Regions from separate parts of the Mus musculus genome. Here all the other regions are linked to region 1. A link is a loop called in an ENCODE intact Hi-C map of the cell type or tissue named here. Cell type or tissue: gastrocnemius. All regions are shown on one strand.

Region 1 (5,000 bases):
ACAAATCAATGCAAGTTTGAAACAGAGAGCCCAGATCTTACCACCACATATCACTAACCAGCCAGGCCACAATCATCAAAGGTGCTAAGACCACCGAATAAAAAGGGAGGAATTAGGAATTCACAGTCTGAAAACTTCCCAGTATATATTACAAGCAAGCCAAAGAGGAGAAACAGGTCTTTCAAATGGAGCTCTCAGAGAGGTCCTAGCCTTACTTCAACATCTCCAGCAATGGGACAGACTCACCGACACTACGGTCCCCTGAGACGGACAACTATGTTTCCCTGAGAAGGGCCCCTGCAGGAGGAAGTGTTAGCCACACACCAGCAGCTTTTCAGTGATGCTCAATCCAGCTCTGCTACTAAATGTAGCAAAGCAGATAGAAACCACCCTAGAAACACTAATCTTAATCCTGGGGAGACCTTTCTGTTGTTATTGTTGCTGCTGCTGCTGCTGCTGCTGCAGTTTGACAGAGGTACTGACAGCAATTAGCCTGCACTGAGTTAGTTGCTCTCGCTAGTCTCTATTCCAAGGAGCATCCCAATCATCTTTTCATAAATTTGTCGGTTAGATCATAGCATCTCTAGGTCGAATCACTCAGAGGATGCACCGTGGCCTTGGTGTGATGCACCTTCAACATCAAGGCCACATATTCACAGCAACAGTTGTTAAATAGAAAGCTGCATTTTTTTTTTTTTGCCCTGTAACCTCCTATAGGCCCCACGTGCCTCTAAGCTTATTTTGAAAGATAGCTTTATTTCAAACAAGTTCAGTGAAGTGTTACTATTTTTGACAATTCAAATAAAAATACCCGCCTTTCCAACAGTAACCTGGAACCTTTTGATTCCTGTACTTTCTGGTTTATAGGACATGGCATCAGGACATCAGATGAAAACAAAACACAAAGTTGAATGCCATCGCAAGACACAGTGAATCCGTTCATCACTCAGACTCTACCACATTGTATCTCCATTTCCTCCTTAAAAATCATTGCCTTTAGAATCTTTCAGCACGTATCAGAATAATCTGGGATCTCTCTCTCTCTCTCTCTCTCTCTCTCTCTCTCTCTCTCTCTCTCTCTCTCTGTCCCCCTTCCTCTCTTCCCCTCTGAACTTCCTCATTTAAGGTCTATTTTTGTTCACTGTCACATTTTGTGTGGGCCATATAATTTTTTAGTTGGTCGTAAAACTATTAATATTATTATGTCATCTTAGTGCACTCTACTATTATTAAATATTTGTTTACATTGTTTGAATTTTAAGATATGGATTATAATTACCCATTATTACTTATTGGCAAAATGATGGTTTCAATGCCATCCTTGTCAGAAAACAGTTGTCGGAATTTTAACAGCAAAAAGCATTAAAATTCTGCATGTTAACCTGCATAACCCCTCTCTAGGCTTTCAAAGCGAATGAGAGAAGCACTTGACTGCATCGGCTCTAACTCGGCAGCTGGAATGCTTCTGTCCCCCACAAGAAGCAAGTACTGTGACACCCAGCCCTCCCAAAGAGGTGCTCTCTTGGTGTGGCTGAAACCTGCAGACTATTTCAAGGTTGGATCCCGGCCAGCATTGCTCCAACTCTGGGGACTGCTTGATGAGGCTAAACTGCCACTGTCAAACAACCCAAACTCAGGTTCAAGGGACACCCACATATTATATACTGTTATATACTGCTGTACTTCATAAGACTAGGGATGGATACAGACTGGGGCTACCTATCTGGCAAGATGCTAAGGGCTTCATAGGAATGGTTATATAAGGAGGCTAGCTCAGAGGCAGTTCCTAAGAACCAACTAATCCTGAGAGTGAAATTCTCACTACACTGCACAGGTACCCGGACAGTACCAGTCTAGCGCTGTGTGTAGTATCCAAAGTGCCTTCCCATCCTGACCTCAGGGTCCCAGTGGATGAAGTTCTTCTGTGAGCTTTGCCTCATAAGCCCTGCCTCAAACCAGCTTCACCTCTAAATCTTATAGGGGCAGAGCTCACAGACAGGTGTCCCACAAAATCTCTATAGAATAAACCAATTCATCACTCATGGACTCCACGACACACTACATCACCCTGGTGTTCTCCTAAATCTCAGACCCTTAGCATCTCTTTTTTTTTTTTTTTACAAGTCAGTGCCCCATTTTCTTGAAGTAGACTGAGAAGCTGAAGCTGTACTGTCCCCCCACCCCCACCCCAGTAGACAGGGTGAAACATTTTCATCTGATTATTAAAGACACTCATGACTCAGGGAAGTTTGAGAATATCCCTGGGGTCTAACTTGGTCTCTTCTTTCCACCACTCCATGGCAGCACTCCCTACGCTAATTCTGCAGTGGCCTGTGTCTGGCCCGTTGCCTTTGCCTTCCAGCCTGTGATCCAGCCTCCTTAACGCTCTTTTGAAATCTACCAGTGTCATGTTCAACTCTGTATCCTGTTACATACTTAACAGGATGCTGAGCGCAGGGGCTGCTAAGTAAGTTTCCACTGAACAAATGAATGGGTAAGTGAATATCTGCTGACAGCCCAGGTCTCTGTCAGAATCCCAAAATAACTTTGTAGACTTGCTCTCTCTGACACACCAAGACTCCCTGAGACTGTGGTCTTGGCACTGTACCTGGTGTAAGGGGAGCAACTCTGTCCTGTGAGTAGAAGAATCACCTGCCATTGATAAAGAGAGCAAACCACAGCATACTCCCATAGGAAAGTCCCAAGACAGAGAGCCCAGTCTGGTTAGTAAACATGCTTCCTTCGTGTTTGTTTAATTTTTCAAGGGGTAGAAATCCTTTCAATATCAAATCGATATGCTGTTTAATATGCAAACACTGTGTAAGCAAAGTAAATATGTAAGCAAAGGTATAACATAGAGGCAGTGAGTATTTAGGGATTAAGTTTTGAGGCCCATGTCAGGTGTTACAGCTGTGACTTTGATACAGAGAGAGACTGACCCCTGGCACATGCTAGTACAGGCCAGGACAAACTCAGGGACCATAGCACGCAGTTCCTCTGCCCAGTCGATATGTGAGCAGAACACTCAGCAACCGCATATTTCTGCCCCGAGTCTGAACATTTTCCAGAAAGAAATGCTTGAGTTGCAGTTAGAATAAGAAACTGAACAAGCTGTAATGGCCCTAGGATTCTGCTTGTGCCAGCTTGGAACCTGAGATTTCCCTGAGCCCTGAAACTCCTTTCATCTTGAAGCCAAGCCATATTCCACCTGAGCCATGCAGAGCTCACTGGCCTGCATGTGCCCTTGCTGAGCCAAGAGTCTCCCCAGAGGTTGCAGAGCTCTGAGCTAACAGGTGGTCAGACATGACCATCTCCTGCTCTCGAAGCTATTGCGTTATAGTGAGCTTTCCTTCAGTAGCAGTGACAGCAGAGACAAGAAGGGGGAAGAGGAGGAGGAGGAGGAGGAGGAGGAGGAGGAGGAGGAGGAGGAGGGGAAGGGGGAGGAGGGAGAGGAGGAGAAGGAGGAGAAGGAGGAGAGGAAGGAGGAAGAGGAGGAGGAGGAGGAAGAGGAGGAGGAGGAGCAAGGATTCAGGCACAAGAGGTTCCTGTAAGATTCCTAAGTTAAGGGCTACTCAGTGTGCTGAAATAATGCTATAGCCACAAGGAGAGGCTCAGAAGAGGGAAGGGAGATGGTCTAGAATGCACAGTGATTAGTATTTAATCATCAATTCAAATTTCAAAAAATTTCCATTAACACATGCTTATAATAACTAATCGGGGATACAGTGTGTTGTCCTTCAATACATGAATATGAATATGGTATGCAATGATCAGGCCATGGTAAGTGGCATATCCACTATCTAATTATTTAAACAATCACATTATTTAATTCCCTTCTATAGATGTCTGTGAAAAAAAAAAAAAGAGCATATAACGCTTTTGGCAAAGTTTGTCTTTCCTTCATTATCTTTTCCTTCATTATCTTAAACAATTCTTTCCTGTGATTAATAGGAGGAGCTGAGCAAGGTACAGTGTGCATCAGTGGTGCTTGTCAGAGCAGAACAGGGTGACAGAAATGTCGAGCAGAGAGGCCTGCACAGCATGGGGAATCTGAGCTTTGTCCTGGGACTCATCACAGTGAGGCAATGGAGTGTGGGGAGCCTGGAAGGAAGTCTTGCACATGTGATGGCAAGCGTGCTACACTTAAAGAAAATTAGTGATCCTCGGCCTATTAAAATCAGATGGAATCAAAACTCACAAACATAAACTCCTATGACGAGATCTTTCTAGTCTCCATCTTTCCTTTTCCTCCTGTCATTTGCTAGACTATGAGAAAAGGATGTTCACTGCTAGACACCCAGTGGTTAGCTAGCACGGAGCCTGGCATATGGTAGGCTGTGATCACACGCTGGTGGGCAAATGCAGGAGCCAGAAGCTCATGTGTGTGCTGCTCACAGACAGATGATTTCAACATTTTTTTAAAGGCACTAGAAGTCTTATGTTTATAGTCATGCATATACTAATGTCCACTATAGACAAGGTTAAAAAAAAAAAACTTCTGTAAAAATGCTAAGGGAATAAGCAAAGAAAGATCTCACGTTAGAAGGCTGCATCTATGTACATGTTCGGGGAAGAATTGTCACAGTTGGATGTGGTTTAAGCCGATGTGGTCTGAAAGTTTGGTGCTCAGTGATGAGGTGGAGGGACCTTTAAGAGGCGGGACTTATGAGAAGGTGGTTAGGTCAGGAGATGTCTTTTTAGAGGGATGAGTGCTGGTCTCAGGAAGTGAGAGCCTAATGATCCTGGGATGCTATGAAGTGAAGCCATGAGGTTCCTTCTGCATGAGTCTGCATCTGTTTCTTTCTCCTGCTATGACCCAGCTGGAGGGTAGGGTGCTTATGCAGAGGCAGAACTAATGGGCCTGAACAAAGTTTGACTTTCAGCCTTCAAAGCTTTGGAGCTAAACACAAAATATGTCCATTATAAAAATCCTTGGTGTCCAGTATTCTTCAACAGCAAAAACAAGACTAACATAGGAAAAGGGTGTGGTTCAAGTATGA
Region 2 (5,000 bases), 66 kb before region 1:
GCAGTTGAAGAAGAGAGGGCCGATTTTTTCATTTTCAACCATAATCATGGAAACATACTAACCCAAAATTGGATGAAATTCCATAGTTACCTCTTGCAGATGAGAACCATGACTAATATGCAAAACATATAAAGTATATATTGTTAATTGGCCTTGGCTTACACATTCAATTACCCTCAAATCTGGGCATAGGTGGATACTCCCTGTCATCACGGCTTATGTAAGCTGATGGTACTACAAACTTGTATGCTACATTTGTGCAATCAAATTAATAAGAAAATGAGTATTTTAGTAGAGACCAAGTCCTGAAAAAGGTGTATAAAATTTGAAGATATTAACATTTTTGTGAGCCATATTTCAAGCAGTGAAATCTCTGTTACTTTACTGTTTGTTTCTTTGATAACAACTATTCGCCTGTACTCATCAGTAACTGTTACTGTCTTTCTGGTGTGAGAATAAAAGGACAATTCCAATGTCAAGTTTCTTTTATTAATAACAACTAAATAACCACAAGTAAATGGAATAACAAAAATAAAAATAATAAAATTTAAAAACTCATTGGCTTGCTTAAATTGTAACGGATACAAATTTATAAAGCATCGGGCCATAATCTGTTGTTTAAAACTGTTGATTGAACTCATATGACAATATCTTGAATAAGTATGTGGAGAGAAGTAAAAGAGAGACAGAGGTAGGAGCTGAAGAATCTCACACCCAAATAAAAAGTGTGTTGTCAAGTTTGTAAAGGTTACAAGCTTGTAAAGTATTTCTCAATCAGTCAATACATTATGTAATTTGAATTACACTGTAATCTAAAGTCCAATGGAATGTATATATTTGAGTTTTACTTAAATTTAATCAAACAAGGTTTTCTCTGTACTCAGAGGTGATAGTGATTTTTTACTTTCTTAGCAGTTCTAAGTTGTTTCTAAGCATTTGATAATTTAATTTTCAATAAAGCCCTAGGAAGCATACTCAGTTATTTCTATGTCAGAGAAGAGCCACGGGTGCTAGTGAGTTAAGTAGCTTGCCTACTTCCTGTTAATAAGTGACAGAACTTGAACTGAAACCAAACTTGAGTGGCTCTTGAGCCAAATTCTAGCTCATATTGATCTAATGTGGTTTTAAAACGTAAAGGCCTGGAAGAGACTCTCGGTGTCTATTAACTATTAGTTCAGAGACCTTGGGCAAACCAGTGAACTTCTCCAAACTTCAATTTTCTGATGTTATATAACAAAGCCAATGAAATAGCCCAAACATTCTTGCCAAGGTGATGGTAAGGACTCAGGAGCTAATGTAGGAAGACTGTCGAGTACTCTAAAAATACCACTTCTTACACGATTGTGTCTTAACAGTTTGTAAATGCTGAAGTCCTCCATGTGGTCACAAAATGAATAAACCAGAGATCTCATTAGAGAAAGCGTGTTTAGGAAGCCACTGGAGCAATCTTTTCTTCCAGTACTACTGAAGTTTTTGATAGGTAGCCCAGGGTCAGTCTCAGTGTTACATAGACCATATACTTGTACTCCCTTTGCCTTGTATATCAGCACCCAGACATGATAGGATTAATTTGTCAACATGACAGGTGAGAAAGCAACGATTATATTCTTATCGCTCCCTGTTCATCCTTCTCCCTATCTCCACCCCTTTCCACACATATGAGAAGAAAGGCATCTGCAAGCCAGGAAGAAAGCCCTTACCAGACATGAAGCCAGTTAGGACCTTGGTCCTGAATTTCTCAGTCTCCCTAAGTGTAGGAAATAAATGTCAAGCAAGCCTTAGGTATTTTGTTATGGCAGCCCAAGCAGATTAATATAACGAGTATCGTGTTCGCCTCTCCTGCTGCCAATGTCACCCAAAGAGCAGGGCCAACTGAGCCCTGTTCAGCTGCCAGCTGGGTACCAATGCAGTCAGATAAGTCACAAGAGAAGCTGACAAGCTGGGGCTGTGTCCTGCGGAATATACAAATGTCCTAGGCAAGGTTAGCATGAATGGAGTCCAGTATAAAGCTGTTGCAGTTCATCTAGTTGTATAAATATTTTCAGGAAAACATTTATATTAAACAAGAAAAATGGAAGTAGGCTAATGAAGGTAGAGTTCCATACCTGTTACTAAAACGTTAAAAGGTTGCAACCAAATCCAAAGAGTGAAGGACAGAAACATTCACATTGATAAAATTACAATTGAACTAACTGGTCAAATAGAAGAACTTCTAAGTGACAGGGACTTGGCTTCACTGAACCTTGCTTGGTTCTTTCTGGATGGCCCCATTCATGTTTCCTGAGCTAGATGGAAAACTGGCTGAAGTGTGTACGTATAAAAATAAGTATGTGTCTTGATTTTAACACATAAACATAAAAATATGTAAAAAAAAAAAGCTTGCTTCTGCAACTTCTTTTCTTTGGGGTGAGTAGAAATCTTATTTCTTGGGAGTCATGTTTTCATTTATGAACATAATAATGTTTTCACATGCAAATATATTTGCCTAGAAAGGGATATCCTAAATTCTCGGTGATTAAAAAATCATGTTAAACTGTATTTTATTTCTCCTTTCCCACTAATTGTCTTCTGTATGATTTAAAGAGAACATCTGGTAAGCATTTATTGGACACAAGACACCACTCCAGGTACTTACAGTAACAAAATTCAAGTTGCTTTGCCAATCTCTATGAAACCAGAAACACAAATTAACAAATTGTATTCTGGCTAATACATATCTTCAGCCTTCTTTGGGGTTTCTTTGCAGGGGCCCCATGACTAGGTTCTGGCCAATGAGCTATGAATAGCAATGATTAACTTGCAAGTCATGCCCTTAGACGGAGCATGTGTACTCCTGTAGATAACTTCCTATTTGAACTCTGGAATGTGGAATGAGTGGCGAGTTGAGCCTGCAGAACAGAAGTGAGGAGCCCAGGGCCCTATGTGGAAAGATGTAGTAGTCTGGGTGCCCATTGCACTGCCCCAGCATTCCTGGATTACTGATGGGACATGAGCCTCTTCAGAGAGCCATTGTGTCCTTGAGCAGTCTCACAGTAATTAAATTGCGCTTTCGTTAAAAGGAGATTTTGCAAACTTGTAATAAGGCCTCTCTACCTCAGTTTTGCTGTTCAACCACAGAAGTCATGCATGGCAGGGACTCCTCACAATCTCACAGAGGAAGTGGAGAAAACACAAGCTTAACCAAATATCTTTCCCATTACATCTTTCTCACACTAACAGACAGAAATTACTAATTTGTAAGACATTAGAATTATGCTGTGTAGCTCTTTGCCTTTTTTTCCCTTTAGATATTTTGTGTGGGTTCTACGTGAGTTCATCTCTGGTCTCCTACCCGTATCTTCTCTGGCTCAGCTGTGTCTTATTTTTCACACTGCTCAGTGTCTTTTCTTCTCTAGCCCTACTCAATATTCTTTCTTCCTGTGTCAACTGTCTCCTCTAACCCTACTCTGCCCCTGCTCCAATCCTACTCTTCTGCCTCCTGGACCCTACTCTTCTCCATTTAGCCCCCTCTGGCTTTTTATATCTTCTCCTGTTCCCAGAAGTCCAAGAGGCAACTGACACTGAAGGTCATAGGGTCATGCAGTTCTAATAACTAGGCGTTCCCAAAGAGTCAGCTGACTAGCTACTGGGGATCTTTTAAAGGGCCAGACATGCAAAATAAACCAGACTACAGTGCTGCTTTGTAATTCCTGATCTACTGATCTCAAAGGATTATAAGAAGGCTTCAGTTTCCTTGGATTGGAATTAGGGCTACAGACCCTTCTTTTTCTAGAAAAAGCCTGACAGCTACCCACACCTCTATCTATTCCTTACAAAATGTTCTACTAGAGAAACTGGAGTATGCTGCTTCTGGGCTGTGAAGTGGTGCATTAAGAGGCTGAGTCTGGCATGACCTGGGTAGGGACAGATTGACATGGTTCCTGCCCCTGGATAGGGCCAGCAGGAAGTGTCAAAGGCTGCTGTGGATGTAAGGCTCTATTTGTCTTTCCTGTTAACATTAATGACTCCATGATAATCGGAGGCAACACAAGTTTGGGAGGTGAAGGTGTGGCAAAAGTCTCAGCAAAATGGCAAATGCCTTCAGGACAGCCCTTCAGGCTGTGCAAGAGAACTCTAAAACCATGAGTTGGAAAACATGTAATTTCTCAACTATACAAAAATATAAGGATGCAGTATGAATTGTATAAGGGGCTTCCCAGATCTAAAGGAGCAGAGGCAGCTGCACTATGAGACAGCCTGTCAGAAAGATACTAAGGACAGAGATAAAGAGATTTGGGAGTGATGATCCCAAGGAAAGAGTATACCCAGACAAGTCTTTTGTTTGTTTGTTTATGCTTACAAATGCAGGCAGATTCCCGAGTTCAGGGTCAGTCTGGGACAGAGATAATTTAGGTCTAGGTGTGGTCTATATCAGGACAAGGTCCCATCCAGCTAAATTTACAAAGGCAGGCAGATCTCTGAATTCTTTGGCAATGTTAAAAAAGGGGGGAAATGTACTTGCTGCCTCTTCCTAAGAGTCAGGGAGGTGGGGGGGCTAACTAAGGTCATAGAATGCAGGTTCATGGGATAAATTCAGTTCAGAGGGAACTGAATTTATATGTAAATTAAAAGCTGGGCCTTTGGTCTACATGAAATGAGCTAGCAAAAGTTGATAGCATACTTTCTTAGAATTTTTCTCTAGTAAGAGCAGAGCCATCTGAAGATCTCGGGAGAGTGAAGACAGCTCTTCCAGAACTTTTTCTAACAGAATTTCTGATTTTGGTAAGAAAATCCATGGAGAGCGAACAGAGCTCTTTTAGAATTTTTTTCTAACAGGATTTCTGATACCAAGAATTAGAGGGCCTCATAAAACTGCAAAGCTTCTATAAGGCAAAGGACACTGTCAATAGGACAAAATGGCAACCAACAGATTGGGAAAATATCTTTACCAATCCTACATCTGATAGAGGGCTGATATCCAATATATACAAAGAACTCAAGAAGTTAGACTCCAGAGAACC
Region 3 (5,000 bases), 150 kb before region 1:
CTTTTCAGGGCCTCTTCTTTTCAAGTGCACTGAGTAGTTGAGGGTTATTTACTACCCTTTTGGCTCAAGAACAGGGTTCTCTAAATATAACTTTCAAGTACAAGACGAACAGGATGATTTCCTCATTACCATTTCCTGGCATCAGGGCGGAAAGTTAACAGCATCAGTTAGCCCTCGAGATAAAGATACAGCTATGTGATACCTTACTGCACGTGGCAAGATAGAAAGGGCTCTCCACAATGCAACCCGTTTCCCCTGAGTTTGGGGTGTGTAAAAGCCAGCAGTGAGGATCATTGGCTCCCTCGGACTGGCATTTAGGGCAAGTGAAGCTGCCCGTTGTGGAGCAGAGGTGCCCTCACTTGGCACACCTCTACTTTCTCCTGGTGTTCTCGGTGACTGACACTTTGCTATCCTCGGTACTTTATCTGACGCAGTGTCAACAGCTTTTGCTTCCTGGGCAAACCTTCAAGTGAAAGTGAGACGCTGTTAAATAGCAACAGCACTGACCCCACTTCATTAGCAAGGAAGCACCTTAATTGAGGAGTGAGAGAGGCAAGAAGGAGAGCCAGCAAACTCATGGCACCAGGCAGTCAACTGCCACAATCAAATGCCATCAACAATGGGCTTGTTTGGCCAGCCTGACTTTCCTTACAGCCCAGTGACTGAGCAGCAGGAGATAGCTGTCTACTGCAAGTGGCTTCAAGAGAGCTGTTGCAATCCCCCTGGCACTGACCAGTGCTTGGGTGTGTGTGTGTGGCTTAGCAGTAAGGCACACGCCTCATTGCACAGGGCCCAGGGTTTGAGCCTGAGCAGTCAAAAAGGAGAAGGAAGAAGAAAGTCCCATATGAAGAAGTGGCAAGAAAGAAAGGGTTACTGGAATGACCACCCTGACCTCCACCTAGGAACTGACGGGAATATAACCTCATATTTTAGGAGTCACTTCTATAGTTCCCAGAATACCCACTATCCATTGGCAAAATAGGTTTCACAGGAAATGACATCCAGAGATACATTTTTTCACCCATTAATTCCCTTTTGTGCCAAGTCCCATTGATTTCCCAAATCCTCAACATTTCTCAGAAACTCAAAAAGATAATGAATTAGACAAGGTTTGGACTTAAAACTAAAAATGTAATGAACTCTTCCCAGTGGGACATTCTACAATCTACTGTGCGGTCCCCTCCGGTGTCTCCTGAGTTCTAATTCCTGCCTCAGAGAGGCAGATCTGCAAGCTCCAGTCACAATGTAAAATTGTGTTCAGTGTATACGGAAAGGCAGATTCACGGAGCGCTAGGCAAGTGCCCAGCTCTCTATAGAGAACTGATCTTTTCGTGTCTAAAGCAATGAGTAAAACTATTTCCTCCGTTAAAGAAAATACACCATGGCATCTCTTTCTCTACTGCCTTAGGTGTCAATGCGGTCAGCAATGTCATGAGGGAAGTGGCAATGGTTAGTTAACATCAGACAAGATGGGCTCTGCACATGGTGGTATGGCTGTAGAGAGTGGTCAGTTAATTTAAACAACAACATATTCTAAATAAAGATCTAACTACTAAAATACTAAGAAAAACATATGCCAAATCAACCATAAATAAATAAACTAGTAAACTTGATTGTTCTAAAAGCAATTTGTCTCATGCCATGTGTTGGACAGCATGATATTTTTAGAAATAAAGACAACCCCCTTTCACCTGGACACCCACTGAAGATCAGGAGGTAGAAGAAAAGAAATTCAAACCACAATCCAAAGTTCAAGGAAAAAGATGACCCGAAGCAAGAGGGGGAAAGATATCAAGGATGTAGCAACTGAGAACTAAAGGAATCAGTGAATAGAAAAAAAAAATTCTCCAGATTGTAGAGGACTGGGGAACCTCCTCAGAAGAGGGAGCAGAGGTTGGGCGCTGCTTCTGGGGCGGGCTCTGAGGTGGCAGTGCCCAGTGGGAGACCCTCTGGGGTAAAAGGAACAGCATGCGCTGGACGGTACATCCTTTGAGCTACAGTGTTCCCTGGCATAGATACTTGTAGCTTCTCTAGAACACACGGATACAGAGAAGACAGCAGAGGAATGCCCCTGAACTGTTACCTTAGAAATTATGTCCCTTGTAAAACGGAAGCCATCGTCGGGCTTTTCAATTGCACGTCAAATGCACTATCAGTAAGCACTTGGAGTAGGAAGTTACTGTGTCATTAGATGTGGCTTTTACATTACAGATCCTATTCTGTGTGCTAAACTATAATCTTGTATCACAGCCAAGGCACTAAGATAATTATCTGAGATAAAATAATAATGACACTTTGAAATCTATGAACATGTTAAGAAACAAATTAAAAATTACTGAGTAGAAGCTAAATAATTTCTTGAATCTCTGCCTCTTATTTTTTTCTCACAAAACTCTTTTTACTAGCAAAAACCCTTTTGTATGTATTTTTGAACTGATTAAGATTTGACACTCCCAGAGACAGGGCCACATTATGAGAAGCGGAAGATGTACTCAAGAGAAAGGTTTACTCAATCCAAAGACGGCTAGTGAACCTTTCTTCTGATATTGGCCATATTACAGTCTGCAATACCAATAATGATGTATAAACTGTCTTTGGTATTTACCTCACTCACTCAGTCCTTACTTATGGGAATTTGTTGAAAACAAAAAAAGTTCAGACAGAATTATGACCATTAGCATAAAGAGAGTTAGTGTTTTTGCTAATTTCTAAAATCTAACCAGTGAAACAGTTGTGGTCTCTATGGTCCAACTAGTTCCTTGATATTGTGTAACTCCAGGGGGCGCCACTCACATACAGTTCACCATGGATGCTATCCTCCAGGCCACATGTAGCAGACCAGTAACCTGCGTAAGGCATTCTACATGCATTGTCTGTAGAGTGCAGAAAACACCCTGCGAACTCCAAAGCTTTCTGTATCACTAAAAGGAAAAGCAGTGGCTCTCAGGAGGGACACGATGTGCACTCTAGCCTGTTAATTCTCTTTGGGCCCAATTTAAATTCCATCAAATCTTAGAGACAGTAAATTCTTGGGTCACAGCTGCTTCTGTTTGATACCCCAGCTTTACACAGACATCTTCACTTTGTACATTTTAGTGGAGGCAAATTAATCCATTTCTTAAAAAAAAAAGCTGAGATCTTTAGTGCAGTTCAAAGTAATTTTTCAAATATATCCTATTAGTCATCTGTGAGCCTTGATGCCTATGTTTCTGCTTGGCCTAAGAAACTGCACATGAGCACACTGTTGGCCTATAGGTGACCTACAGAAGGGCACCACAGCTTGAGTTAATAATCAGCTGAGATGTGGTGCAGAGACAGGATTGTGCCCTTAAAGAACAAGCAGGGTGGTTTCCCACAGTTTCAAGTGAACAAACTCAGCCATTTCCCTTCACTTCAGACTTCACTTGAGTGGTCTGAAGGTAGATTATTAATTTTAGAGGATTCCCAGGAATCTTAGCTTTTTTCCTTAGGGATCCAACTGCACACCGAGTTACCAACTTAGGGTTGATAAGGGCAAGATAAGAGACACAGTTATTTGAAAGTGCCAGTACTAACTGTGATCTGATTGTGAGCCCTTTTATTTGGGGAGTTCTGTTTTCTCGCTTGCCTAGCTCTTTGATATTTCATTTCAAATTAGGTCATAATTAAAACTTATGTCCATTAAAAAACAACAACAATAGGTTTTTGCTAAGGTAAAGATCAATCCAGATGACTCCTATCTAAATTCTGTTTGTAAACAATGAAAATCATAGAGATTGCATTTTGAAGGACATTGTCTTTTTACCAGTCAAGTGGCAGCACACTTATGTGAATTCTTCAGTACAGGTCTTCAGCATCAGCGCTCTGATAAAGGTCATTACAATTTACATAGGGAGTTTCAAGTGGCTGGGATGCTTATTCTTAAAAAAACAAACAAAAACAAAAGACAATTCGAGTGTTTACTCTGTATTTTGCACTGCAGTGTGGTAATTTTTGAGGGATGCTTATGCTGTCTTCTGTGTTGAGGGTCAGCACCTGAACACAGTAAGCCAACACCTCATGCATAAGTGAATTCCTAAAAAAAAAAAATGTCCAACAGTTTAACTGGGGGGGGGGGCGGGGGGGGGGAGATGAAGCAATAAACCCTGGCGGGGTGCACTCTACCACGCTCAAATCAAAGGGAAATGGCTGATTAACTCCCCAGAGAGTGCACCTAATAAGCTATACACTCTAAATGACGCTATCCAGCTCAGGAAGGCAAGTGCTTTGTACACTGACATGACTAACATATAAAGTGATTAAAAAAATACCCAATTTTCTTTAAAATTAATACATATAGGAATTAAACCCCTTAGAACGTTTTTGTGAATCAAACGTTCTTATTTTAATTTAAAATTTTTATTTAATTTATGTTAATATTAAAGATTTGTCAATGATTACACAATATCCTTTGAATTTTTTATTTTGGGATTTTCCCCAGAGTATTTAAAATGGAAGTGATCCATTTTCCTCAAATTAATTTCACATTTTATATAAGCCTGTTAGTTACTTCTCTGGTACGGTGACATAGAAGGGCATCTCTGACTCTGAGGTGACTCCAGTTTCACTGGCTCTGCAGGTGTATTTACAAGGAAGAACCACGAGCTTTCAGTGGGGCGCTGTGACCGCTCACCTAACTGATCCAAACCATCTGAACGGTCTCTTAGACTAGGCTCTCAGACTCTCACACATTTACAGTGAACTGGTCCAAGAAAGCATTGCACTTGTTTCTGTTTCCATATTAAAGACATCGACACAAATGACACCAATTACATCTAAAATGAGAACTTGTATTATGTCTCCTTATGTACGTTCCATGAATCATAGCCTTAGTGTTGGCTGTAGTGGCAGGGCAACTCAGTGGGCAGTGCTCAGGGAACCAGTTGAAACATGGCTGTACCAGTATTTCATATGCTGACACATTAGTTATCTATCATTCATCATTTGAGACTCTGTTCAACAGTTACTGAAACAATCATATT
Region 4 (5,000 bases), 100 kb after region 1:
CCACTGAGCCATCTCGCCAGCGCCTTGAATAACGTATGTTCAAAAGGAAGCCTAGTTCAGACCTTTAGCACAACAACGCTTGAATTTCACTTAAGCCTTTGATCCTACAGGACACTAGCCACTGTCTTAGAACATTTCCTAACCACCTTTTGGGAAATAGGTTTGCTCTGGTGGGGAATTCCAGAGGGGAGGGGTGTGACCAGAAGTCCTCAGGGTTTGGGGGTCTACTCGTAAACCCTGGAACGTGATTGTAGAGTCAATTTATAAGGGAAGGAGAAAAACCACATGTTTCTGGTGTTTTGTGTTTTTTGTTTGTTTTTACATGAGTCCATATTCTCTCTTTAGCTACCAACGTGAAATTTAGACGGTTTGATAAAGTTATTTTAACTTGTAAAAGTACCTGGCTTTCCTGGGTGATGTGAAACACGGAATCAAATCGCAACACCCTTACCTAAAGGTCATGCTCTCCTGACACATACTTCTAACGCATGTTCACACAAGAATAGGTGAACGTCCAGCATCGGGAGGACAACAGTCTATGGGCTAACAAAGCAGGCTCATATGAGAGTGACCCCTGGAAATAAAGTGGGTCAACACACCATGAACGCTGCTATGCTCAGCCCATAAAAAATGCAACAACTAGCCCGCACAGCTCCTCCAGACTTTTCATCTTTTGAGAAGTAATGTACTTCACAGTTGGCCCAAGAACCAGCTCCCAGAAAAGACAAAGCCAAATACCAACGCCACAGCCGGCTGTGACAAGCCACAGGGATTTCTAACTGAGGCAGCCTCCTTCCCTTGATGCTGTTAGCGTATGAAAGCAGAACATCGGTGTGAAAGAGTCAAGTCAGTCAGGGTGACAATACATGGGTCCCATGGCAGAGAGTGAGCTCATTAATTTTACATCACCATTGAAACAGCTACCCAAAGCCTTTCGTTCTAGATCATTTTAAAAGTGATAACATTTATTTTTCAAGAAGGCATCTGGGCTTTAAAAATACCTTTGATGATTCAAAACACTCACCACCAAATGCTTGCTCTGATGGCCTGAGACTTGATGTTCACACAGAAAAGTGTTGCTATTTATTTTTCAAATTTTAAAAATTGATGCTTGATGCTAGACAGCCCTTATTTTTTTAGAAAATAAAATATACAGGAAAGTTCATAGCCCAAAGCACCCTACACGTTTAACTCCTTAACTGAAAATAAGGCCAAACAGTCCTTTTAATTTTTTTAACTTTTCTATTTACAATCCTGTGTGTATTCATTCTGTGGGATCCTGAAGTCATATAATTAGCACCTTTGTTTACCGTTTTAACCCCTGAACAGCTGTGGAGCTGTTTTATGATGATTTCAAGTCTACCTAACTGGTAGTTGTAAATCTGGGACATCATCCAAACTAGCAAAGGGTCTCTCAAAGGTGAAGCATCTGGGGAACTGGGGTCACAACTTCAGCCTGCATCCTATTTCCAAAGGACTCTCATTAATAAGAGCCTCAACCCCAGTAATCGCTTCAGTAGGACTCTCAATTAAATATGTCTGGGTAGACAGATACGAGCCACCAATAGCATCCTTGCTTGAATATAGTCAGGATTTTGTAAAATACTTCAAAATTAAACAGTCACCAGTATGGGTGAGACAAAGACTCAGAAAATATACAACATTCCCGATGGTGTGTGTCACCTTCTGAGTTCACATCAGTGAGAGACAGTTCCTGGTTCTCTCATTAGGATCTAGGAAAAAATGGTAAGAGAATAAGAAATGCTCATGTCTATTCTCAAAAGTCCAAGAGCAGGGGGCCTTTTCCCTCTCTAGTCCATCATGTCATGAAAACTCCTAGGCCCTGCTCAATAACAAAACTGCATGATCATTATTGTAAGAAAAAAGTCCTTTTAGGGAGAAAGTACATTAAAACTAGTTTAACTATCTGCCTCACACTAAAATGAAACTGATAACTTCTTCAATTATTTGTTATCTTTTCATCTTGGGAAAATCTAATCAGGACTGGAGACGACTCAGCAGTGAAGAACACTGGCTGCTCTTCCAAAGGACCAGGTTCCATTCCCAGCATCCACACAGCGGCTCAGAACTGTCTGTAACTCCAGCTCTGGGGGAGCTGGCATCCTCTTCTGGCCTCTATGGGCACTGGGCACACACAAGGTACAAATACATATATATATAGGCAAAACACTCATACACATAAAATAAAATAATAATAAACGAAAAAGAAAACCAACAGTACACAGTATAGAACATACCTGTAAAGACTACACTAGGGAGTTGGAGGCAGGAGGATTATCATAAGTTAGAGGCTGTCCTGGGCTATATAATGAGACTCTTGTCAGGATTCTTTTAAAAGAGAAGAAATGGGGAGGGAGGAAGGTAAAAGGCTTCACCTGGAGTCCCACGTGAGTGTGTTCTACTAGCCCTGTCTGCATCGAGCACACAAACTTAGACATTTTCAATCTCCCTGTAATATTTCTCCATAAGAGAGGTGAGAACAAATCATTTAAGCAGCCATCTTTATTCTCCCAAACTGGAGAACTAGCTTTCCTTCCACTTCCTCAACAACACACAAAAGACTCCCCTGTAGATTTCCTAGCGCATATAAGAATGCTTACAAAGTCTGTAAACGTGTTTCTGCCTCTGTGTGCATATCCACACACAACACTCATCCTTTTGTGTGGTACCTCCTTTTCCAAACTCATTAACGGAAGTTCCACCCACCTTTGGGAATAAGACAACTCCCTCACTTTGTATAGACTTTGGGCACCATCGTGTGGTCAATCTGTGTCATTGCAACTTCAAACTTGAAGTTTAAATCTCAGGTTTACATCTAATGTCTGGGAAAATGCACGTGAGGATAAATTTAGCATCTTAAGTCTACATGAGATGCAAGATGAGAAACAGAGATCTGTGCATCCCACATCCCACACATATTTTACTGGTCATAGTATCCAATACAGTGTCTCGCCCCCACAAGCTGTTCAATAGCACTTTCTAAAACGTAGACTAGGAAGAAAATAAGGGAACAGTTTGAAATAAAAACCATTCAAGAATTCTTGGGGTAAATGAAGCACATATTCTTTATTCATTCTTCAACTGAAGGACATCTAGGTTGTTTTCAATTTCTGGCCATTATGAATAAAGCTGCTATGAACACAGTAGAGCAAGTGTCTTTGTGTGGTGGTGGAGCATCTTTTAGATATATGTCCAGGAGTAGTACAGCTGGGCCTTGAGGTAGAATTATTCCCAGTTTTATTTTTTTAGCAACTTTCAAATTGATTTCCAAAGTGGTTGTATAAGTTTGCACTCCCCCCAGCAATGGAAGAGTGTTCCCCTTGCTCCATACCTTCGCCAGCCTGTGCTATCTCTTGAGTTTTTGATCTTGGCCATTCTGACAGATATAAGGAGAATCTCAGAACCATTTTGATTTGCATTTCTCTGATGACTAAAGACATTGAACATTAGGTGCTTCTTGGCCATTCGATCCTGCTGTTGAGCTCTGCACCCCATTTTGTAACTGGGTTATTTGGGTTGTTAGTATTTAACTTCTCCAGTACTTTATAAATTTTGGCTATTAGCCTCTGTCAGATGTAGGGTTAGTGAAGATATTTTCCCAATCTGTAGGAGGCCATTTGTCCAATTTATGGTGTCCTAAGCCTTGCAGAAGGGTTTCGGTTTAATGAGGTCCCATTTATTGATCCCTGACCTTAGTGCCTGAGGCACTGGTGTTCTATTTAGGAAGTTGTCTCCTGTACAGAGGAGTTCAAGACTATTCCCCATTTTCTGTTCTATTAGATTCAGTGTATCTGGTTTTACATTGAGGTTTTTGATCCATTTGGACTTGAGTTTTGTGCAGGGTGCTAAATATGGACCTATTTGCATTCTTCTACATTCAGACATCCAGTTATTTACACAAAGGAATACTACACAGCCATTAAAAACGAGGACATTATGAATTTTGTAGGCAAATGGATGGGACTAGAAAATATCATCCTGAGTGAAGTAACCCCGATCCAAAAGAACATTCACAGTATGTACTAAATTATAAGTAGATTTTAGCCATAAAATAGAGAATAGCCACGATGGAAGCAAAAGGAAGGAGGAGGGGAAGGAGGAGGAGGAAGAAGAGGAGGAGGAGGAGGAAGAGGAGGAGGAGGAGGAGGAGGAGGAGGAGGAGGAAGAAAGAAAGAAAGAAAGAAAGAAAGAAAGAAAGAAAGAAAGAAAGAAGGAAGGAAGGAAGGAAGGAAAGAAAGAAAGAAAGAAAGAAAGAAAGAAAGAAAGAAAGAAAGAAAGAAAGAAAGAAAGAAAGAAAGAAAGAGAACCCAAGGGAGGATGGCTGAATATTTCTCAAAAAGAGAAAAAAATATATATATGGGAGGTCAATGGAAGGAGAGACTGAGTATAAGGAGGGGTGGGGAGGGGAGTGGGATGGGGCCTGGAAGATCATATATAGGGGGAGCAGGGGAGAGAGAGGGGAAATCAGTGGTTGGTGGGGGAATACAATCTTTAGGGTGTGCCACAAAACTGGGAGGGCTCATAGGGTCTATGGGGGCGACTCTAAGCTGAGACTCCTAGCAGTGGAGGAATATGGATCCTGAAATGGCTACTTCCTGTAGACAGGCAAGACTTCCAGGGGAGTGATAAGGACAGCAACCTACTCACAGAACCTTCTACCCAAAATCATATCCTGCCTACAAGATGTTCATGGACAAAGATGGTGCAGAGACTGAGGGAATGGCCAACCAATGACTGCTCCAAATTGAGACCCATCCTGTGGGCAAGAACCAGTCCTTGACACTCTTAATGATACTCTGATATGCTTGCAGACAGGAACCTATATAACTGTCCTCCGAGAGGCTCCACCCAGCAGCCAGTGGAAAGAGATGCAGAGACTCACAGCCAAACATTAGATGGAGATCAGGGAGGATTATGGAAGAGTTGGGAGGACTGACAGACTTGAAGAGGACAGTGACTCCACAGGAAGACCAACAGAG
Region 5 (5,000 bases), 81 kb before region 1:
CTCAATGTCATTCCCCACTAATGTATTTTTAAGAACAAGTAACGCTCGATGAGTTTGTTATTCATCTCCACATATTTGTATATCAAGGGCTTTTACATAAGCATTTCGTGTGAGTCTCCTCTCACTGGAGGTCTAAAAATTTTATCATTTGTACCATCCATAGGCTGTGAGAAAAATGACGCGTAAGATGTCACTCATTACTAAATGTGCATATTTCCTCTCAAATATTCTCAAGGTGTGTTTTCCTCATTAATGCCAAATAAAGGTCAGACACTTTGGATCATGTGGGAAATCACAAGGAAAATCTAAATCAAATCCCAAGCCACACAGTGCCTTTAATATCACTGTGAAAATGCACTGTGAAGCCTGAGGTGATAAGATAGCATATCTTAAAATGACTTGAAACCAAAAATGGATTTGTGAGCAGTCTCAGCTCACTAAGAATGTTTCTTGACCGGTTAGAACATGAGGACACAGGCCTCACCTTAACATCCAAACCAGGGCAATTTCTTCACAATATTGACTTAGGGTGTTTATGAAGAAAGGTCACTATTAGAATATAATGCCAGGACAGAATTCTAGCAAGACTGGTTGTTCTAACCCTTGGAGAAGTCCCTCTGGTTATCCCTTCATTTTGAAGAGATTAATGAGTTGTCTTAATTGGGAAGGAAAGAAGGAAGGAAGGAAGGAAGGAAGGAAGGAAGGAAGGAAGGAAGGAAGGAGTCAACTTGGTGAGCACGTTCATGGGTGCAACATGACCCCTGTGTAATAAATCTTTCTAGAAGCAGGTCATCTTTTCCAGATGGGCCCTGTCTTCACTTTTCTCATGTGGGACTTGGCAGATGGGACGTTCTGAATCTGAGAGGCCACCTCTCTGCTGACAACTGCTTTATATAGCCATCAGCGGTGAACTCTTACTGGGGCACGTAGGGGATCAGAACTGTTGAGTCATGTCTGGCCAAGAGAGTCTGTCATCTCTCAGTCCTCTGCCCACCAGTCCATCCCAGCAGCAATGCACCACACTGTTGCAAGACAGCCAGACTTCCAGCCCGAGAGAAGGCAAGACTGGCTGTCAGTACCATACTGGTTTAAGGAGGTATTTTGTGCAGAGATCACAAGGAAGAACAATCTTTGCATTTCTGTCTGTGATCTCTTGTGTACAGATCTGGAGCTTGGGAAGAAGCAGGAAGGAATGGATGGCTTTTTACCACCCTGAAATAGCTGTACAGCAAGACCAATTTAGTGGTTTGCTTCCATCACTTACTACTCATAGGTCTGTGGAAGATCCCTTACCTGAAACAACTGCCTTCTCATGTTTGGATAGGGGATGACACTGTGGTTCTCATTAGTTGCATAGCTCTGTGCTTGGTACAGAGTACCGCCTATGGCAGATGCTATTCTGTTTGCTTCCACGATGCTAAGGGCCCAGGTTATCAAAGCCCCAGTTTAGAAAGGGCCCCAACATCGTCCGTGCATTCCAGTTTCCCTGGCTTTATCTCTGTTTTGGTTTAATGCCAGGATTCTTGATTTGGGATTCATGGAATCTCCCTCTCTAGGAACTAGCTACAAATATTTGCAGTCATGCTTGTTTTTCAGAGAGAGAGAGAGAGAGAAATCAGATTAAATCAACTCACAAAGACTGTAATTCAAAGAGATTAAAAAAATACTTATATGTTTCTGAAGAGTTACAGGCAAACTCAGTATATTTTTGTAAATCAGATCTGATTTTTAATTTACCAGAAAAGCCCATGAGTACAGGAAGTCTACAATGGATCTTTCTGTAGGCAACGACTTATATTGTAACTGCGTATTTAATCCAGACTATTTCAGTACTGTACAAAAGATTCAGATCTTCACATATCAAGTTTAATCAAAATAAAGTGCATGGTGATATTGCATGCATAGTAGCTAGTCCGTGCATAATTTCCAAGAGAGATTGAGGGGGGGAGTCATGGTCAAGTTGAATGGGAAGGGAAAGGAAGAGCTGTATGCGATTCTTGCTCAATCAGTGAGAGTCCTAATTATCCCACATCCAGACACTGTCTAAATGAAGAAATAGAGGTTCTGAAAGGCCATGTGATTCGCCCAAGGTCATCACGTAGTTACGGACAATGAGGAATCGCAGCTGTGAAAACCATGCTGGTGATTATGAAGATGATGACAGGGCAGTGATCTACGGAGCAGTCACTTGAGCTAAGCCTCTTAAAGACTTAACCTCTCTACTTGAGCTACAACCACGCAGCAAGATTTTATTACCTCTACTCAGCAGATAAAACACTGTGCCCAGGGCTCTAGGGTCAGAAAGTGGACAACTCAGAAAGCAAACCAACTCAGAACTCTGCCTTGCCTTGCAAGGCTGCTTTTAAACACTGCTTGAAACTGCTTCCCAGGACACAACAGGGCTGAGGCACACAATCTTGAAATACAAGTAGTTAAAAGGCTGTGTAGGAAGGATGTATCTGCAGTCTTTAAGGTTTATTTACATAATTGGATGGAGTTTTAAACAATATCCACATCATGTACAATCTTTGTGGACATGCCCCTCCTAGTCTCCAGGCCAGGTGCATCAACCACATGAAATCTGTGTTCTCCCTTACCAGCCCTCTTTCTGGGACTCCATAAGCATTATGCACCGATGGCCTTGAAACTGTTTCTGATGCCAGCTTAGGACTGCTTTCCAGATCTGTCCCTGAGGCAGACAGACAAGGTGACTGTTTTCAGGAACTGTAGACGAAGCTTGGAGGCGGGACTGTCTCTGGCATAGATCACGGAGCAGGACAGGACACAGGTCAGCTTTCATGCTTTGGCACAGAATGACAAAGGATCTTGGGATTCTAAAATGATACTTGGCTGTCTGTGGTTCTAAAAATCAAGAACGGAGGATGAGAAGAATCACACAGAGGAAAAGTACGATCAGCAGAGCATGGTGAGGCAGTGACTCTTGAGCTGTCACTGAAGCAGAGCATGGTAAGGCAGTGGCTCTTGGGCTGTCACTGAAGCAGAGCATGGTAAGGCAGTGGCTCTTGGGCTGTCACTGAAGCAGAGCATGGTGAGGCAGTGGTACAACTTGGGCTGTTACTGAATGGACAAGAGCAAAGTTTGGGTGTGAGAAAGAAAAAGTACACAGAGGTAAGGATCAACTTTTAGGGAAAGTCAATTTCCGATCTTTGGTCTGAGCAGCCCTCCAAGTTAGGGACTCCGGCTTCCACCTTTCAGATATGATGCACGGAGTGTGGGAGTCAAATTGGATATAGTAGACTGTGCTCAGCCTGCTCCTTCATGCTGTTCTGCCTTTTCAATGTAGCAGGACAGACTCATGCCAACTACGAATAAACAAGACTCCTGAGGGGGGTTCTCATCTATAACCCATTACTCAAAAATAATGGTCATATAAAAGCTATTAGTCATCATACATGTTCCTGGAATAGTCGTTACATTACAAACTATCTGAGTTTCTAAAATTATATTTGATTTTCAGGTATCTTGAGTATTACTGCAAGAATTCACACTTGTAATTATTTCAAGATCATGTTCTCAACTATTTGAAGTTAGCTTATTAATGTTGAACCTCCAAAGGTTTAAAAGAAATGTTACTTAGGCTGCTAATTCATAATCTCCAAAATGTATCTTCTCAAACTTTACATGTGATGCCATACTAAGTTGTACCAGCATTTAAGCTTTATCACCACATCTGAATTCTAGTCTTCTCTTAATCTCCAATATTGATATTGGAAGCAAAAACAAATAAATACAATTAAAAATTAAGTAATAGCATTTAGGATTGGATCAAAGTAACTATAATTTAAATTTCGTTTTGCCAGGCTAAACAACTGCTAAGCTAGTAGCTACCAGGAAGAAAGACAAAGATTAAACCCAGAAGTACTCAAGAATGAGATTTTTTTGGAGAAACTTTTCAAAAGCTAAGTCTATTATTTTCCTCAATCAGACATGTCACATATGACACAGTTAGGTTTTACTTTTAAATTGAAAACTTAATAACTTCTGAACCATTTCGAAGTTGTCTGCTGTGAAGTTTTTAAGTTAAAAAAATATAAATCAATATACCTGAGGGGGGAAAAAACCCAAACCGGATGGGAACACTTTCAAGGGCATCATTAATATTTCAAGCCAGCACGGAGGAAGAAAATAAGGCTGCACTCAGCAATGCCAAGGTTCCTCAGATCTACTGCCTCTGTGGCTATGGAAAACTCTTAATTTCTTTACATTTCAGTTCCTTCACGGACAGAAGAAATAGAATCAAACACACCCTTAGAGTATCACAGCGAAGAGTGAACTCTGACAGTCAGTTGGTAAAAAGTCTAGAATTATTATTAGCTATGTCTGGTTTCATCTTTAAACAGAACTGGTCCTGTGAACTGAAAGGGACGGTTTTAAAAACATTTCTTTACTGAGGTACTTCTATTGGACATTTTAAAAATTAATAAAATCCTGGCCTATGAGAGATAAACAAATGAAAAGTCATCAAAACAAGGGTGTCAAATTACCACCCATCCCTAGATTAAAGATTTTAAATCCTGTGTATCAACTGTGTATCACCTAGGTAAATATAAACAAACCGTAATTTATACAAAGACTAGTGGGACGGGAGGGTAAAATCACACTTTTCTGTGGCTGAAACACAGATCAGAACTAATACCAACCAGCCAGCACCTGCTGGGCACAATAAATGAACACAGCACACACTAAGATGACCTTCTCTATGATTTTTACAGTTTTTATTTTATTATTTCTAAATATTTACTCATGGTGAATTACATAGCTAGATACAAGCTATTTCTGTTTGCCTCTGGGCAAGGTATTTGCTTCATACTGAACAGGGGCAGAAAAATGCAAAAAAATGCAAAAAAAAATACACAAAGAACCCAACAACAAAAAAACCTCCAACCAAACAACTAACCAACCCCCCCCCCCCCAAGCCCCAGGGATTAAACAATGGTGAAATGTACTGGCTAACCATGGAAACCATAAACACTGAAATA

The links. Peaks named below come from ENCODE experiments on the same cell type or tissue, not always from the same donor. Only the 100,000 strongest peaks of a DNase experiment are listed, where the experiment ranks them.
Region 2: a loop joins it to region 1, with 3 times the contacts of the local background. A loop is called at or near these places in 2 of 42 quality-filtered maps.
Region 3: a loop joins it to region 1, with 4 times the contacts of the local background. A loop is called at or near these places in 2 of 42 quality-filtered maps.
Region 4: a loop joins it to region 1, with 4 times the contacts of the local background. A loop is called at or near these places in 4 of 42 quality-filtered maps.
Region 5: a loop joins it to region 1, with 3 times the contacts of the local background. A loop is called at or near these places in 3 of 42 quality-filtered maps.

What each region holds. Positions count from the first base shown.
Region 1 is chr2:77,606,462-77,611,461 of GRCm38, forward strand. All of the region lies in intron 3 of Zfp385b (zinc finger protein 385B), which reads right to left. Among named protein-coding and RNA genes, the nearest start is that of Gm13944, 150 kb to the left of the region's middle. In gastrocnemius, a CTCF peak has its summit at 2,303; DNase peaks (open chromatin) are centred at 3,251 and 4,348; H3K27ac peaks cover 1,423 bases.
Region 2 is chr2:77,539,996-77,544,995 of GRCm38, forward strand. The region is part of intron 3 of Zfp385b (zinc finger protein 385B); the gene reads right to left. Among named protein-coding and RNA genes, the nearest start is that of Gm13944, 80 kb to the left of the region's middle. In gastrocnemius, no CTCF peak of the experiment used is centred here; no DNase peak of the experiment used is centred here; H3K27ac peaks cover 1,699 bases.
Region 3 is chr2:77,454,009-77,459,008 of GRCm38, forward strand. The region is part of intron 5 of Zfp385b (zinc finger protein 385B); the gene reads right to left. Among named protein-coding and RNA genes, the nearest start is that of Gm13944, 6.1 kb to the right of the region's middle. In gastrocnemius, a CTCF peak has its summit at 2,773 (motif pointing right); a DNase peak (open chromatin) is centred at 2,791; H3K4me3 peaks cover 182 bases; H3K27ac peaks cover 817 bases.
Region 4 is chr2:77,706,689-77,711,688 of GRCm38, forward strand. The region is part of intron 3 of Zfp385b (zinc finger protein 385B); the gene reads right to left. Among named protein-coding and RNA genes, the nearest start is that of Gm35431, 56 kb to the right of the region's middle. In gastrocnemius, a CTCF peak has its summit at 2,775; a DNase peak (open chromatin) is centred at 2,772.
Region 5 is chr2:77,525,579-77,530,578 of GRCm38, forward strand. The region is part of intron 3 of Zfp385b (zinc finger protein 385B); the gene reads right to left. Among named protein-coding and RNA genes, the nearest start is that of Gm13944, 65 kb to the left of the region's middle. In gastrocnemius, no CTCF peak of the experiment used is centred here; no DNase peak of the experiment used is centred here; H3K4me3 peaks cover 792 bases; H3K27ac peaks cover 2,032 bases.